2 separate regions of the Homo sapiens genome follow, and region 2 is linked to region 1. The links are chromatin contacts, found by Hi-C or POLR2A ChIA-PET in ENCODE. All regions are on one chromosome and are shown on one strand. Each heading gives the region's core, a stretch centred on a gene start or an enhancer-like site at or near the end of the contact. The rest is flanking DNA. Distances are from core to core; before and after follow the strand shown.

Region 1 (6,145 bases), core at 1,843-4,342:
GCTCACTGTCACCATTTTCATGTTTGGCCGCTGGCCCATTTGTATTTTCTTCTTCTTTGGAGATTAGCACATAAGTGTGGACAAAGTCCATTTTGGTCATTCAGGACTCTGCCATGTATCATTTCCTTCCACACCATTATCTGTCAACTAGGGACTTCAAGAACAAGAAATCCTGACAGAAGACTACACAAGCTATAGAATTAGATGATTTGTAAAAGACCTTGGAGATCATCTAACCCAGCCTGATCAGACTGATTTTACAGATGGGGACACTAATAGCAGCTAAGAGAAGTAAGGTGACATGCTAAAAACACACCAAAACTTAGAAAGTGGCAAAGTTGGGACAAGTACCCAGCTCTCTCATCCCCATCCAGCCAGTCACCTGTCCACAGAAATCACAGTGTTCCTTTAGGACTCCATCTCAGACAGCATAATAACTCCCCCCCCACCCCCTCGCCCTCCGCGCCTTTTTTTTTTCCTTGAGACAGAGTCTTGCTCTGTCGCCCAGGCTGGAGTGCAGTGGTGCCATCTCAGCTCACTGCAAGCCCCCAACCCCTTTTTTAGTGGAGACTTGATAAAAACTGTGATGTGTTCTGACTCTCATCAATAATTTGCATATAAGTTTGGTAAGTAATTATCCAAAATGTGTGGTCTCCAAAAAGAGAAACAAATGTGGAGGCACAGAACAGCACTCAGAGAAAAGACCCAAACTAAAACCAAGCAAAACACATGGCATTAAAAACCATCTTCATAAAACTTAGATTCCTACTTTTACTTATTACATATAATTATCACTATTATTAAATCATGACGATCATGCTGCTTCCCAAATAAACTATGGCCTCTGTTTATCCTGTCATGTTGATTTACAAAACAGCAAGTCAATTTTAGGCCTTGGAGATGTCTTCTAAATTAAATTAAGCATGGATTTAAAATATTATATTTCTAACTCAAGGAACAAATTTAAATATAGAAGATAATATTTTCATTTGAAAGAAAGAAAAACATAAAGAATGAAAAGTTACTTGCAACAAAAGTAAACCTATATTATAGAAATCATTTCATAACTTTTTTTGCCAATGGAAATAATTTCTGATATTGACAGAAATCACATACTCAGAAATACGTAACCCTTAAAGGGCTTAAAAGAGTCTAACTCTGAAAAGGAGTTTGAGAGTGGAGGGGTAGGTAGATGTAAATCAATCTGCATGTAAGGTCATAACAAAGCAATCTATCTTCTTTCCTCAAACTGTGGTTTCCTTTACTCTAAAAAATTTTTTCTTCCAGTACTATAGAAATCATGTCATATGACATTTAAAAAAAAAACACTTCATTAACTAGTAAAAGTTAAATTAACTAGTTTTTCCTTCTTTATATTCATTTCAGTGTAACAGATAGTCTTTAATAGCTTTACCAAGCATCATTTAATTCTGGGAATAAGGAAATTAAAGGATGCTTCTGACATAAAAGCACTCAAAATTAACTGGGGAAACCAACATATGAATGGAATGACCCTGAGTCATAAGTCTTGTGATAAAAGGTACTTTGAAAGCACATGGGAGGGGCTGCAGACCAGCCTGGGAAGGTCTAGGAAGGCCAAATGAAGAAGATGACACCTGAGATAAAGGATAAACATGAGTTAGGCAGGTTAAAAGAAAGGAGTCCTACTTTTATTATGCTTTATGTTTTCTTATCTAACATACTCATTTCATAGGAAATTTGATCTATCCCATAAAACTTTCGAAGGAAAAATGACATCATCATTGTTGTGTCGAAATAAGATTAACAAAGAGTACCAAACATACTGAATATCAAAAAACAAAGACTTAAACCAAATAATAATGTTAATGTAATACCCAAACGTCAGAAAACACAGCAACTTTTCAGCGTTGTCACACGAGATTTGTCTACTCATATTTATGTATTACAGAATACTAACTATATGCAGGACATTTTGCTAGTGCTGTAGCAGATGCAATCATGATTAAGCTGGTCTCTCTTGCCAGGGAATTTATCATTTTGCTTTAGTAGTATATTCTTTCCCATGCAGAGAAAAAGCAGCAATTCTCAAAACTTTTAGTCTTGGGTTCCCTTTAAGAATATAAAAATTATTGAAGACCTATAGAGCTTTTACTTGGGAGGATTATATTTACCATATTAGAAATTAAAATAGATGAATTTTAAAGCATTTATTTAATTCATTTAAAACTAACACTAATAAACTCATAACATCTTATCATAAATAACATTTTTATGAGAATGACTAGATTTTCTAAAACAAAAAATGTTCATGAGAAGAGTGGCACTGTTCTGCATTCCTGCAAGTTTCTTCAATGTCTGACTTAATAAATGACAGCTAGATGGTGACTCTTGGCACAGTAACAAGGGTGACCCTATGCTCAACTTGCTTCGACAGTCCCGGTTTATTGCTGTTATCTCAGAGTAATTATTAATAGAGCCCCTTTACTTTCAAAAATATCCTAGTTTTGATGATAAATTATATGGTCACCTTGACAATACCCAGTTCAGAGTTTGAACTATAGAATGCCACTTTGCCCGGTTGTTTCAAATTGATTGGAATATAACCTATAGATTGAGTGCTATCAATTAACCAGATTTGCCTAACCTCTAGACTAATAAAACACTAGTCAAAACCTGGCACATTAATTCACACCATCACCAGAAATTGAGACAACTCAGTAAGACAAGAGACTTCTTTGAAAAAGTATGAAATCTACCAGACCTAACTCTGTGAGCATGGCAGGGGGTATGAAGAGGACTGCAAAAGAAATGCTGTAAATTCTGATTAGTGAACCTTGAAAGTGACGTGAATTTGGCTTTGCATCCCAAGTGGCAGAGAAACCTCAGCAGTTATCCAGCACTTTTAGAGAGTAGGGTAAAATTATAAGAACATTTTTATGAGTTGTGGCTGGCAAGCCCTGGCCTGTTAAAACTCTTTAAAAACCAATGCCTTGGTGGAGGTAACATTTACTGTTTACTGTAGCTGTGGTTGTTAGGGGTTATTGCTAAGGTCCTGGTTTTCCATGACATCAGCAGCATTCCAAGGGAAGTGTGTGTCAGTGACTTTCAGTAATGACTCCCTTTTCCAAACGTTCAAATCTTCTGCCAAGCTGCCCTACACCTGCACACCAGCTGAGTTGCAGGAAAAGGAAAAGCAAGATGGATTAAGTGGGATTTTTGTCTGGGCTCCTTAATGAGACTAAAGGCTTTTCTTCCTTCAGTGTTTGGTCTTGTGTAATAAATTGATGCCAACTCCTTTAGGAGTGACATGACTCATCCTTAACTTTTTATAAACTGATCTGATTATCTGTCATGACCTCTCTCTGTCATATTCTGGAATCGCCTTTTGAGAGTTTTCTTCTGTAGAAAAAGTTTAGGGCTTAATGAGACGATCAGCATGGCATGCCAACCCTCTGGCAGGGTTTCTCAGGGAGGCACCTGCTGCTCCCCAAATTAGCAGGAAGCAGAAGCAGTGAGGAGACATTACTGTGTGGCTGCTTCAAGGGTCACCTGGCTTTCAACGTTTCAAACCAGATGTGTTCTCTCAAGATGGCAGCAGCAGACCTCATTCTAGAGCCTGTCCTCGCCAAAAACAGGGATCTGGTTAACCTTATCTGAGGGTGCCTAGTGCCCACTCAAAAAGCCTGTGACTACTATCAGGGCCAGTGCCAATTGTACACTTTTATGAGACCTTTTTCCAAAGGCTTAAAGTGTTTTACCAATATTAACTCATCAGGAGTCATGGCAACCCTCGAGTAGAAAACTGGCAAATATTGGTTCAGGTGGGAGAAATTGTGGGATGGGATTGAGAAGAATCAAGTACTCTGCTAAGAGTGAGGCAGTGGGAGTGCTCCCATGCCCCACACTGCCACCCCTTAGGTAATTTATCCCTTTCAGGGCTTCTTCCAGTTCTGCCTAGGCTAGATGAACCTGCTTTTTTTTTTGTCTCAATCAAAGGGTTTTGAAAAATAAGCACTGCTGTTAATAAGGCAAAGCCTGAAGCTGTCAAAGGAAAACAAGAACAATTTTATACAAAGACACAAAGAACTGTCCTCTTAAGAGTTTTGATAAAAGAATGATTTATGTATGCAGTATCTGCTTCTATGACTGACACAAAGTACAAGGTTCAATCTTTCTGTACCTCAACTTTCTCATCTATACAAGCCAAAAAAAAAAAACCATTTAGAATATCTCCAGAGATGTTTTGAAATTTTAGTAATAAATGTTTTGAATTGCACAGAGATCTTTGAAGGAGGATCTCTGAAGTGTTGAAAAGTGCCCTGTCTTATAGTATGTTATAGTTCTAGAGGAAAGTCCTTTAATTACTGGTATATATGTTAGGAAATAAGGATAAATTCATGCGGTTTCAAGTGATTTTTAAAAATAAAAGCTGCTATAATTACAAAAAAAAATCATCTTTATCTTGCAGAAACATTTTTTTAAAAGTGGTAGAGGCAGGTTCTTCCATAGTATATGGCATCCACAGATAACACACTAATAAAGATGGCTACTTTTCCCAATTTCTCTTTGACTTCATCAAAAAGGAATTAAACATGAAAAAATACTAAAAGAACCATTCTCATTCAATCATAGATTGAATGAAGATAGAAAAGCACAGCTCTTAGGTTCAACTACTGAGTTAAGCTATAAAAGTCTGTTCAGTGTAAGCTCACATTGAGTTTTGAGCCTTAATTTCCTTGACTATTTTTTAAAAAGATAATTTTACAATTATACCTTGTTAGCAAAAGATTGGGCCAATTAGGAAATAAGTCTTTCAATAGACTTCCTGGTGTGCAGAATTAACAAAGTTATCCCTGACTAAATTCCACAAATCATTTTCATAAATAAATACATAAATTAGGGAGCAGAGAGAGAGACAGATACAGAGAAAGACAGAAAAGTTTTTATCCAAAATGCTTAAAACCCAAGAAAAGAGAATTTTTTTTTAAGTTTCTTTTCTCCTTGAAGAGAAAAGATTTAATGAGTTACTAATCCCCTCAGTAAAGTTCTTTGGTAATTGCCCTATTTTAAGCCACACTCATTTTGCTAGGAGCCTTTGCTGTTAAAAGATGTTGTTTTATTATGTGAAACTACACACAAAAGCAATGTAACAAAACGGTAAAATGTACTTCTGATTTTGTTATGCTACCAACCTATACTTACCCAGAAATTTTAACTGCCAAATGTCTTTTATTTAATGCAGACTTCATCTTTCACCACCCACCCATTACCACATGAAGTAACAACATCATTAGGAGTGGAAAACTCTGGGAATAACAACCTGAGCCCTGGAAAAAAAAAATACTAAATGGGAATCTGCCTGCAGCTCTGCAGATTTTCAAGCTTGTCCTGGCTTCTTGGGTCTGTAAGCTAGACTTTTGTGCCCAGACTATGGCTGGATGAGCAAGGCAAGCTCAAATCACACCCTGAGGGCTAGGAACAGAACACACAGTCTACAATCCTCTAAAGAGTTTTGAGAGCTTGCTACAGAGAATCCTTTCTCATTGGCCCTTGGTGATGTCATGCCCATGTCTCCAGGGCCCAGGAAATGCACCATGACTAATGGAGCGCCTCATCTGTGAATACACATTCCTTCTCAGAGGAGCAGCAACAGGCAGTGTCAGGGCAACGAAGAAGGCCCAGTTAGGGAATGCCAGTCAGTCATGCAAAAAGGGCTTCAGTAGTTTTGAAATAGACTGCTCTTGTTCACCTTCTCAGAAAACCCTCAGCAATTGCATGAACACCTGTGGACTGTAGTTCTTTAAAATGTGCATACCTTTTTGCCCCAATGAATAAAATTGAACAAGTATTCAAAGGCATATATTTAGGGATGTTCATCATAATATTGTTTATAATGGCAAAAGACAGTAAACAAATGTTCAACATAAGATTTCGATTCATTTATGGTGCATTCCATGTGGATTCCATGCAACTATTAAAGATAATGATGGTATTAATAGAATTGGAAAGAGGTTAACAGTGTATTAGCTTTTGTAGTCATTAAAGAACACTTTGATTTTAAAATTCTCAAGAACTATAAAATAATAAATTTGGGTTGTTTTATGTAACTTAAATCTGTAGTAATTTCTTACCATAGCAATAGGAAACTGAAACTAATGTAGCA
Region 2 (6,145 bases), core at 2,572-5,071, 52 kb after region 1:
AAGGGGAAGTCAAATTGTCCCTGTTTGCAGATGACATGATTGTATATCTAGAAAACCCCATCGTCGCAACCCAAAATCTCCTTAAGCTGATAAGCAACTTCAGCAAAGTCTCAGGATACAAAATCAATGTGCAAAAATCACAAGCATTCTTATACACCAATAACGGACAAACAGAGAGCCAAATCATGAGTGAACTCCCATTCACAATTGCTTCAAAGAGAATAAAATACCTAGGAATCGAACTTACAAGGCATGTGAAGGACCTCTTCAAGGAGAACTACAAACCACTGCTCAATGAAATAAAAGAGGATACAAACAAATGGAAGAACATTCCATGCTGATGGATAGGAAGACTCAATATTGTGAAAATGGCCATACTGCCCAAGGTAATTTATACGTTCAATGCCATCCCCATCAAGCTACCAATGACTTTCTTCACAGAATTGGAAAAAACTACTTTACAGTTCATGTGGAACCAAAAAAGAGCCTGCATTGCCAAGTCAATCCTAAGCCAAAAGAACAAAGCTGGAGGCATCATGCTACCTGACTTCAAACTATACTACAAAGCTACAGTAACCAAAACAGCATGGTACTGGTGCCATAACAGAGATATAGACCGATGGAACAGAACAGAGCCCTGAGAAATAATGCCACATATCTACAACTATCTGATCTTTGACAAACCTGACAAAAACAAGCAATGGGGAAAGGATTCCCTATTTAATAAATGGTGCTGGGAAAACTGGCTAGCTATATGTAGAAAGCTGAAACTGGATCCCTTCCTTACACCTTATACAAAAATTAATTCAAGATGGATTAAAGACTTACATGTTAGACCTAAAACCATAAAAACCCTAGAAGAAAACCTAGGCAATACCATTCAGGACACAGACATGGGCAAGGACTTCATGTCTAACACACCAAAAGCAATGGCCACAAAAGCCAAAATTGACAAATGGGATCTAATTAAACTAAAGAGCTTCTGCACAGCAAAAGAAACTACCATCAGAGTGAACAGGCAACCCACAGAATGGGAGACAATTTTTGCAATCTACTCATCTGACAAAGGGCTAATATCCACAATCTACAATGAACTCAAACAAATTTACAAGAAAAAAATAACCCCATCAAAAAGTGGGTGAAGGATATGAACAGACACTTCTCAAAAGAAGACATTTATGGAGCCAAAAAACACATGAAAAAATGCTCATCATCATTGGCCATCAGAGAAATACAAATCAAAACCACAATGAGATACCATCTCACACCAGTTAGTATGGCGATCATTAAAAAGTCAGGAAACAACAGGTGCTGGAGAGGATATGGAGAAAAAGGAACACTTTTACACTGTTGGTGGGACTGTAAACTAGTTCAACCATTGTGGAAGTCAGTGTGGTGGTTCCTCAGGGATCTAGAACTAGAAATACCATTTGACCCAGCCATCCCATTACTGGGTATATACCCAAAGGATTATAAAACATGCTGCTATAAAGACACATGCAAACGTATGTTTATTGCGGCACTATTCACAATAGCAAAGACTTGGGACCAACCCAAATGTCCAACAATGATAGACTGGATTAAGAAAATGTGGCACATATACGCCATGGAATACTATGCAGCCATAAAAAATGATGAGTTCATGTCCTTTGTAGGGACATGGATGAAGCTGGAAACCATCATTCTCAGCAAACTATCACAAGGACAAAAAACCAAACACCGCATGTTCTCACTCATAGGTGGGAATTGAACAATGAGAACACATGGACACAGGAAGGGGAACATCACACTCTGGGGACTGTTGTGGGGTGGGGGGAGGGGGGAGGGATAGCATTGGGAGATATACCTAATGCTAAATGACAAGTTAATGGTTGCAGCACACCAACATGGCACATGTATACATATGTAACAAACCTGCACGTTGTGCACATGTACCCTAAAACTTAAAGTATAATAATAATAATAATAATAAATAAATAAATAAAATAAATAAAATCATACAGACCCAGACTATGAACATTTTTTAAAATAAAGAGTCTACCATATACTTTCTGTAAAAAATTAGGGTATGTTTGCAAACCTGAAGTACAAACCAAAAATAACATCACACATTTGCACCTGTACATTATTTTACTATAGAATCAAAGTGAACTTTTCTTAAATAACTGAATATTCTCTACAAACCAAGGCCCTAAGTCTCATACAGTCTTAAAAGTATTACTTAAATGTCATAGCAATATGTTTTGAAACCTAAAGAAATTTAGAACAATCTGTTAAAAGCTAATCTTAACCTGTTACTGTAACTATGATGTAAAAATGAAGGATAAGAGAGTTGGATTTTCTAAAGTTATGCTGGTCATTCAATACCAAAAGATCCCTATTTTTATTTGCCCTGTTGCTTTAAAATAAGTATAGTAATCTGTTCCCAAGAGCTAAAGCACATCAATGCTGGAAGATTAACGAGATACGATGCTCTGAGTACTCCAAGCTCTTGATATAAAGGTCTGATGGACTCTATGTTCATGTCAGTGTCTCACTTTAGTAGAGTTCACATGCACACACATGGCTCTAGGGTGCCTAGGTTTTAAATAAGAAAATAATTTGGCCACTCTGGAAAACCAGAAAAAATAACTTGAATTTTTAATATGTAACTCAGTTTTTTATAGCACTTCTAGTTTCCGCTTACTTTCCTAAACTTTATATATAAATCTAAAATAATATAATTTAGGGCATAAAAGCTCACATATATAAATCTAAAATAATATAATTTAGGGCATAAAAGCCCACATATATAAATCTAAAATGATATCATTTAGGGCATAAAAGCCCACAAATATCTGCTGCCTACATCTCTTACAAGAAACTACTATCTTGAAGTGTAATTTAAATACAAAAGGTCTTTTGCCAAAGTCTGCGTTTTCACACACACATAAACATTTACCTGACACTGAGGCTACCAAAAGAACCACATTTAGAGGAAGGGGGAAAGGGGATGGTGGGAGGGCATGTGCAAAATGCAAATCTGGCACTTGGCATGGTCTCAATTTGAGAGGCCCAGGCAGATTGGGATGTATGGCTTTGTTCCATCAAAAGGTCGTTTGAAGCACAGTATTTTATTTTTATAGTAGGGTATTGAGTTCTGAGGTCTCTGATACACCCCAGGGAACCAGCAAAAGCTAGTCTCAACCCTGTGCCAGCCCCCTGCTGGGTCACTAATGAAGATGGAGAACTGTGAGTGCACCCATATAAAACACAGGAAAAGGCGAAAAAGGACTCCGAGCTGGGTCCGTTCCTTTTATTCCAGAGGAGCAACCTTTTCTGTACTTAGAGACTAATGAGTCATGAACAGGAGAGGGGAACAAATCACACAGTACATTACCAGGAGGGACAACACCGTCAGCCTTTGTGTTCAGTAGCTGGTTCAGTTTTCAGAGCATTTCCCAGCAAGGACCAAAAGCAACTTGAACAAAGGAAACAGCAGTTAGATACTTGAACTGTCTCCATTAATACTCCAGAGAATTGGGTGCTTCAAAGTTGGAGTGACTAATGAGAGTGGGGAGAGGATATAGGTAAGGGGGCCCAGGAAAAAAAAATAATGATGGCTTTATATTAAAAGTTCATGAAAAGCAGAAAATGATGAGAAATTTTTTTTAAACTTGTTTTTCAGAGTTGTTATTTTGAAAGTTCTGTCCTTTCTAAGGACATGAGCTCTGATCCCTCCACAGACTTTTAAACGGAGAACAGAAATGAAGCATAAGAAGGTATTTCATTTTCCATCCTCACCACTTAATTAGGAAGGGCATTTAAGGTGTTCAAAGTTTTAATTGCCTTCTCCTCTACCCCAACCTCCTTCTTCAGTTACGCCCATACAGCAACTGAGCCAAAGCCAGACAGACATCTGAAGCTTCTCTCATGCAGGAAAAAACACCAGCACAATTACCCCAGACACCATTTATTTCTCTCCCCCACTTCCTTCATCCCCCGCCACTCTTTCCATCTCAATCTCCCCCCCACCTCTCTCTCTCTGTCTCTCTCTCTCTCTCTGTCTCACACACACGCGCACACACACACACACACACGATCCCATAACACTGCTAGTACACAGAAAGCTTTTCTGGCATAATTGATAGCAGCAAATGCTGCAACATGAGAAAGTTTCCAATAATCTGAAAGAAAGGAAGAAGATGAAAAAAGAGGGAGAAAAAAATGAGGAGTTATTAGACGAAAGAAAGAGAGGTTGAAACAGCTAACTCTCTCTATTAAAAAAACAAAAACCTGAGACACATTCATGGAAAATGACAGCGATCCAAATTGGTCACGGTAAAAAAGTAAGTAAGTAAATTTGATTTATTTCCATATACCTTAAAAAGTCTAGAATTTTATCTCTTTTCTCTCTATTTACTATGATAGCATGCAGGTCAATAAAAGACGTTTTAGTAGGGCCAGGACTGTAACAAAACCTTTGTCCTTACAAAAACTTATACCAAAGACATCACCAATAATAGCTCTTAGATTCATGGAGAAATGAGATCCTTGATTTTGATCTGGAATTCTAACAATAAATTCTAACAATAAGTGCTCACTTAGGGCCCTAGAGTAGTAAATAATAGTTATTATTTTTATTTAAATAATTATATAATTATATATAATAATATATTATATAATTATATATAATAATATATTATATAATTATATATAATAATAAATTATATAATTATATATAATAATAAATTATATAATTATATATAATATATTATATAATTATATAAATAATATATTATATAATTATATAAATAATATATTATATAATTATATATATAATAATTATATAATTAAATATTTAAAAATATTATTTTTAAGTCAATAAAATAATTATTTTAAGTCAATAAAAATACTATCAGTTCTTATTTATTTAATATCAACAATGTAATGGTACATATACATGACCTTCAATTCTAACCATGATGCACATTAGGCATTACCAGGTAATGTTACAGAGAGTAAATGACTCTGTAACATCCTCACAGGATGTTCAAGGCCCCATAGCTCAATCACCGATGGAGCCAGATTTTTTTTCTGGTTCCACAGCGAACTTTCTTTCCGTTAAACCACAGAAGAAAGTGAGCTGTTGTCAACCCTTTAACATTTGAACAGAATGGTTTTCTAAGCATAATACTATAATAATCCAGAGTTTTCTACAATCAGTAATCCATCATATAGACCAGTCAATCATGATGAATCATAATGGGAATGATATCTTTGCTAATTAAGGTAGACTGGCTAGAGGTACTTTGACAATGGGAAAAGTCTCCAGAGGGTCTCAGAACACCCTGCTACTCTGATTATTAGACTAGAATTAGGCCCCAAACCCAAACTTAATCCATAGGTTCAGGGTCCAATTCTGGTATATGCCAGCTACCCAAAATAAAGAGCATTATCAAATTAATGGAATCTCTGGGGATCAGTGGACCCTAGGGAATCAGAAATAGTATGGGCTGTCACAGGCATCTCTCTCTCTCTTTTTTTTTTTTTTGAGATGGCGTTTCACTCTTGTTGCCCAGGTTGGAGTGCAATGGTGCAATCTTGGCTCACTGCAACCTCCACCACCTGGGTTCCAGTGGTTCTCCTGCCTCAGCCTCCCGAGTAGCTGAGATTACAGGCATGCACCACCACACCCAGCTAATTTTGTATTTTTAGTAGAGATGAGGTTTCATCATGTTGGTCAGGCTGGTCTCGAACTCCTGACCTCAGGTGATCCACCCACCTTGGCCTCCCAAAGTGCTGGGATGACAGTCATGAGCCACCGCGCCTGGCCCCAGGCATCTTTTAATGCCTGCCATTCTGAACTTTCAGGAAACCCCAGAAGTATTATTCCCTCAAGAAGCCCCCAATATTAGAAATTAATCCTAACAGAATATGCCTTTCTCATCACCAATAACATCCCTTGACTTTGGAGGGTATCCATCCTAAGATTAATTCTCCCTGTGCTTTGGATTCATCCCATCTCAAGTTGCCCCATTTTCTCCACTCTCGTATCAACCTCTATCCTTGACTCCTTATCAGCATTTAAATATACTCAAGCCCACATGCCCTCCCTGCATCCCATACAGAAAGGGGGCAGGGAAGTGATGGGAAGGGGAGCGCG

The links. Hi-C counts contacts between places; a loop is a spot of excess contacts on that map. ChIA-PET counts read pairs that join two places held with the same protein, here RNA polymerase II (POLR2A). Pooled maps may share reads with other maps.
Region 2: a map of Calu3 shows a loop between it and region 1 (2.9-fold over the local background). The contact joins two enhancer-like sites. A Hi-C loop is called at or near these places in 1 of 168 maps with a recorded cell type or tissue (Calu3) and 2 of 50 pooled maps. POLR2A ChIA-PET finds 5 or more read pairs at or near these places in 6 of 52 experiments (A549, AG04450, HCT116 and 3 more).

The regions. Positions count from the first base shown.
Region 1 is chr14:68,137,323-68,143,467 of GRCh38, reverse strand. The region is part of intron 7 of RAD51B (RAD51 paralog B); the gene reads right to left. The region is part of intron 2 of LOC105370546 (a long non-coding RNA gene); the gene reads left to right. Among named protein-coding and RNA genes, the nearest start is that of RAD51B, 320 kb to the right of the region's middle. RefSeq lists an enhancer at 4,834-5,818. Within about 2 kb of position 3,092, at least 20 of the 41 ENCODE cell types and tissues checked have a DNase peak (open chromatin) inside an H3K27ac peak, as active enhancers do; they include HCT116, where a contact is called at or near this core.
Region 2 is chr14:68,086,524-68,092,668 of GRCh38, reverse strand. All of the region lies in intron 7 of RAD51B (RAD51 paralog B), which reads right to left. Among named protein-coding and RNA genes, the nearest start is that of RAD51B, 270 kb to the right of the region's middle. RefSeq lists an enhancer at 5,861-6,145. Within about 2 kb of position 3,821, at least 5 of the 41 ENCODE cell types and tissues checked have a DNase peak (open chromatin) inside an H3K27ac peak, as active enhancers do; they include HCT116, where a contact is called at or near this core.